Regions from separate parts of the Mus musculus genome. Here region 1 is linked to region 2. Evidence: chromatin contacts called from ENCODE POLR2A ChIA-PET data. All regions are on one chromosome and are shown on one strand. Each heading gives the region's core, a stretch centred on a gene start or an enhancer-like site at or near the end of the contact. The rest is flanking DNA. Distances are from core to core; before and after follow the strand shown.

What was found. ChIA-PET counts read pairs that join two places held with the same protein, here RNA polymerase II (POLR2A).
Region 1: POLR2A ChIA-PET joins it to region 2 with 24 read pairs in embryonic stem cell. The contact joins the promoter of Sf1 here to the promoter of Cdca5 in region 2. POLR2A ChIA-PET finds 5 or more read pairs at or near these places in 4 of 5 experiments (Patski and embryonic stem cell).

What each region holds. Positions count from the first base shown.
Region 1 is chr19:6,362,352-6,365,051 of GRCm38, forward strand. Sf1 (splicing factor 1) reads left to right here and starts at 1,339. Exons shown (of 13, transcript NM_001110791.1): 1 at 1,339-1,767. The coding sequence starts at 1,737. It overlaps Gm14966 (predicted gene 14966), which reads right to left and starts at 1,359. Exons shown (of 3, transcript NR_168058.1): 1 at 1,256-1,359.
Region 2 is chr19:6,083,844-6,086,543 of GRCm38, forward strand. Cdca5 (cell division cycle associated 5) reads left to right here and starts at 1,254. Exons shown (of 6, transcript NM_026410.3): 1 at 1,254-1,365; 2 at 1,555-1,646; 3 at 2,559-2,624. The coding sequence starts at 1,320. It overlaps Zfpl1 (zinc finger like protein 1), which reads right to left and starts at 1,132. Exons shown (of 8, transcript NM_024231.3): 1 at 1,021-1,132; 2 at 509-618; 3 at 106-217. The coding sequence starts at 610.

The sequences.
Region 1 (2,700 bases), core at 89-2,588, 280 kb after region 2:
GTTACATGTGCTAGGTTCTACCACTCAATTGTATTTTCTGCCCAGACATTTGCTCTTTCTCTGTTCTATGGCCATTTCCTCCCTACCTGTCATAGTCTGTTGACTTGTACCATCCACCATACTTGAGTTTCTTATCTTTGTAGTCTCTTTATTCCTAGATTACTCCAAACCTTCTGTTGTCTACATGTCTACTTTTCTACATCATTTTAAAAGATTACTTAGTCTTATGTATATGGGTGTTTTGTCTGCATATAAGTCTGTGCACCATATATATGCAGTGCCTGTGAGGCCAGAAGAGGGTTCTGATATCCTGGGACTGAAGTTACGGATGGTTGTGAGTCACCATTTAGGTTCTAGGAATCCAACCTGGGACTCTGGAAGAGTAGCCAGTGCCTGGTCTTATCTGCTATTTCTCTAGCCACTCTAATTACATATTAAACACTGTTTCCCCTACTGGGTCTAAATAACCTCTCTGTGAGAACCCTATCTATCCCCAGTTCTATTATGTTGTGCTAACCTGTTTCATTACTCTCATGTTTATTTCATGGGAAGGAATGTTTGGCCTCAGTCTCATTTACAAGTTCCCTACCATTTTTATGGGTAATTTTAAGGTACCCGAAACAAATTTCCAACGCATTGAGATTTCCCTGGAAGTGCACACTTTTAGACTAACTTTTGAAATGACTTTCTCTCCCCTCTCCAAGAAGGACTTGGAGCGCCTGACTTTTCCTTTACAAGAGTTAGTATGTGCCATTGAACCTGGATTTTTTGAGACAGATATACTGTACCCCAGGTTAGCCCCAAACTCATGTCAGCTCTCCTGTCTCAGCCTTTCAAGTTCTCGGGTGACAGGCTACTTGGCTACCTTGTACCGGAATGAAATAAAGTCTTTAAATACACCCACCAACTACCCTAGTTTTGAGCCATTTCGTAACACTATTTTTCAGAGAAAACAGGAAGTCTTTCTCTACTCTACCTGCAGCTTCGACGTATCCTGTTCGTCAGCTCGAGCCCGCCCCTTCGCCGCGGTCCCTAGTTACCTCTAGCACAATGACTAACGTCACTTAAGGCCTCCGTTCCGCCCCTCTGGGGAAGGGGGCGGGGACACGCGTGCCCTCCCTACGCATGCGCACCCCTGCTCTCCGCCTTGGTTCCGGCTTCTCCTCCCGGCTTTCTCCATTCTCGAGCGGCTGGCTCCTGGGGGAGGGGAATCGTTTCAGCCAATCGTGTGGCACTACGACGCCGAGGCGCTTACCTCCATCGGTTTCAGCCAATGAGCTAGCCGTTCTCTCACGTCACAGACTTTGCCCCCTCCTATTCCCCTGCCACTCTGGCCTCAGTCCGCGCAGTAACAAGGAGTGCGCGCTGCGACACCTCCCAGTTCCCCCGGCCCCGCCGCCATTTCGTCGCCGGGCCTAACGGTTCGGCCAATCCCGACCCATATTGAAAAGAGCCAGTGCTCCACCAATCGGAGGCCGCTGCCTCCGACCTCACCTCGGGCCGGCCCAATCCAGGCCGCGGCCCCTCCGCCCCGAGCCCGCCCCCGCGGCGTCCTTTCTCCTCCCTCTTTGTGCGTCTGGCGCCGCCGCCGCCCGCCGCGTGAGAGGACGGGCTCCCCGCGCTCTTCAGCCGCGTAGTCGGGTCCCCTCCCCCCCACCTCCAGCTCCCGGAAGGTTCGTGAAGGAGAAGTCGCCGCGGAGGACGAGGAACCGCTGCTGCCGGTCCCCTGGGGCGCCATGGCGACCGGAGCGAACGCCACGCCGCTGGGTAAGCTGGGCCTACCAGGCCTTTCCCCACTTCCTGGGCCCAGAGGCAGCTTCAAGCCCAGCCTATTGGCGCTCGGGACGCCGCTGCCGGGGGCCCTAACCACGGCCTTGTCCTTAGCGGCGGTGCCGTCACCGCCGCCGCCCCCGGCCTCGTACCCGCCATAGCAGCCGCCCCCGCGCCGCCGCCGCTCTTTTCAGCGAGGGTCGCCTCCGCGCCAGGACCAGCAGCCGGGCCAGCCCGGTGGCGGCGGAGGTGAGTCGGGCCGATAGAGCGCGAGAGTCGTCGGGCGAACCGAACCGGCCGACGGAGGGGCAACGCCACCGCGGTTGGACGCGGCGAGGACGCGCGCGCGCGCACGGGAGGCCCGGGCGGACGCGCCACGGGGAACGCGCGGCCTGGTTTGGGAGGCTTCGATTGCGCACGCGCACCGCGAGAACCAGAAGGGCGGGAGGAAGCGTTCTTCGCGCAGACGCAGTGAGGCGTTCAGGCTTTGTGGCGCAATTGTGGTAGTTTTGGAAGAAGCCACCTGTTGCCCCCTGAGCTCCTGCTATGGAGGACAGGAGAGTCAGGTCCACGGGACGACGTGGTGTGAGTGGCTCCCTTGATGGTTTTTAGCAGCCCCGTGGCAGGAGTGTCTCCTTTCACAGTGAGGCGAGTTCGGAAGGCTACTAGGGATGCTTGAGTTCGATCATTTATTAAAGGTTTTCTCCTTTTGTTTTCTAGAAGGTTCTCAGAGTGACCAGCTTTCCCCGTGCTGTTTTAAAAGGCTTTTTCTCTGGGCCTGTAATCTGAGAAGTAGAAAACCTTGTGTGGTAAATGTAGGGAAGAATGTAATAAATCAGAGTTCTGATGACAAGTGTCCACTGGTCAGGAAAACTGATCTTTCCACGAGTAAGAATGGTCATATTGAAGGATGGCATGTTTCCCACAGTA
Region 2 (2,700 bases), core at 4-2,503:
GACCTCCACGCTTGAGGGACTCACTGTCTTGCTTCTTGAAAGATGCTATCAAACCTGTATCCAAGCTGGATCCTGGGGCTGCCCTGACCCCTTCCCAGGCCTCACCATAGCAAACAAGACGGGTGGTCTCCCGACTGGCCAGGGGTGTGTTGCACAGGCGGCAATTGGGGTTGTAGTCACTATCTTGTAGCCACTGCAAGTAGGACTGCACGATGCACTGGAGTGGGAGAGAGATGTCACAACTGGTGCCCCAGGCTCCACGATGCACACACCACTCCAAGGCTCAAATGCCTCGTTTTCTCTCATCAGACTCATCATTTCATCTGTTCCATTTATTGAGTGACCATTTATTGAGCAGCTACTGAAGGCATAGCAGAGCGCATCACACCCCATGTTCTTGCCCTTGTGGAGCTTACAGTCTAGCATAGGTCCCCACATGGATTTAGAAGTAGGCAATCTTGTCTGCCCACCCACCCGCCCTGCTCAGACACTGCTCTAAACGCCCCACCTTGGCGTGATTGGCTACTAGGCAGTGCTCGCAGACGTTAACTCGGTGTTCGAAGCAGAACAGGTTCGTCACCTTCCTCTTGGGGCACTTGCAAAGTCCCATGACCGATCCTGGAGGGTGTGGTGGGGTGAAATCAGTTAGCAGGAAGCCAGGTTTTGGTGGCTGCCAGTTTGTTTTCACCAACCCAGTTCTCTTCTTTTAAATCTCTCAGTCCCGTCTCACACCAGTCCCAACACCAAATTCTAGCATAATGCCTTAGCATGGGTAAAGCCACGTCTCCTGTACAGATCGTACCACAAACGACCGACCCTTCATTCCATCAAGACCCAGGAAGGCCCTCGCCAGATCTCTGCACAGCTCCAATACCACCAGCCCCGCCCCCAAGACCCACCCCCTCTTGACCCGCCCCCAGCTGGCCGACCACATTCTGGATGTCCGCGAACCTCCGCGATGCCGATCGTGACCGGTGCGTACGGTAATGAAAAGCGCGGAAGGCCGGGGACTGAGCTCACCAACTCCGGTAGCTGCAGCTCCGCTCCCTTCAGGTCCGGCCTGATTATCCCTCCGCTGCCACGTCTCTTCCGGGTGCGGCGCACGCTGATGACGCCACAGCGCCGCAGGATACGCCTCTGCCTTTTGCTAGCTAGACGTAAAGCCTGTGACAACAAAAGCGGATGGTCCGCCTCCGGCCTGTGTCACTTCCGCTTTCTCGCTAGCAAGGCGGGCAATTTGAACGTTTGAAGCAGCAAAGTTCCCGGTTGGCGCGAGCCTGAGTAGGCGACCGCGGCGGAGACTGAGCCCGACCGTACACATGGCGGAGCGGCGAACACGATCAGGAGGGGCTGCCCAGCGGTCTGGTGAGCACGGGAGCAGTGGAGCGGGGTTGTTTGGGGAACAAAACTTGGCTCCCGGTGGAAGACGCCCCAAAGGGGTAGTTGGAAAACGACTTTTGCTTTTCCGAACTCGTCAAGCATCTTGTTTCGTTTGTTTGTCGCCTTTTCTTCGAGCAAAGTTTTGCTCACCATCAAACGTGTTTTCCTTTCCAGGGCCCAGGACTTCACTTACTAAGCCTTCGAAGTCGTCCAAGCGGAAATCTGGCTCAGATCTCCCGAACTCGTTCTCTGAAATCTGGCCGAGGGTGAGTTCCTGGTCCCCCAGGTGTTGGGGTTGGGTTTGTGCGCTGCGTATTCAGATGCTAATTTCTATGCCTAGGTATCCTTAGTCCGGCTAACTAGCACCTCCGGGCTCACTGTTGTTTTTTTTTTTTTAAATCATCTCTGATTGGTTGATAAAGAGCTGATCAGCCTATGGCTGGGCAGGAGAGGACAGAGGAGGCGGGACATCAGCGCCCATTGAGGCGTCCGGAAGAGTCTAGGGAGAGAGAAGTGGGAGAGGGGGAGGCGCGGAGAGAGCAGGTGGTTTCACTCTAAGGTCAAGAGGAGGGAGAGAGCAGTCATGAGGGCACACATGGACCAGATTGAGTCAGAGTAAGACTGAGATTCAGGTAGAGGACCGTGTGACTGGTAGATAGGCAGCCTGAGAGGGTTAGAGTAGCTCAGAACCTGCCCAACATAGTGCCAGCAGCCTTTGAATAACAGCTCTGTGTCCTTTACTCAGGAGGTAGTGGCGTTGGGGGGAAGAAATGCCCTGCAGTTATTTGGGAGCAAGGGAGTCAAAAAACTCCCGCCCAATGCTTCCACAGTTGGTGCCCAACATGGTGCAAGAACTTACAAACTTAGAACCAGGCTTAGAGGCTGAGAAGTCTTGGATAGAAGATAAGGAAAACTTTTCTCAGCAACACCCCCAAAGTACTTTTTTTTTTTTTCCTCGAGACAACGTTTCTCTGTATAGCCCTGGCTGTCCTGGAACTCACTTACTTAGTAGACCTGGCCGGCTTCGAACTCAAAGATCCACCTTCCTCTGCCTCCCAAGTGCTGGGATTAAAGGCGTGCACCACCACTGCCCGGCTCCCAAAGTACTTTTACACTGACCTAGAGGGCTTTGAACTATTGTAAAGCTCATGGATAATACTTTCTTTTACCCCCCCCAGACAACTCCAGCGGTCCCAGTCAGAAAGGCCATCGTCTTGAAGAAGATCGTAGCTCATGCAGTAGAGGTGAGGGGCTGAGAGAAGGCTTTGGGAGTGAGATGTCAAAACTGGGCTTAGCTATTGATTGATCAGTTGATGTCAT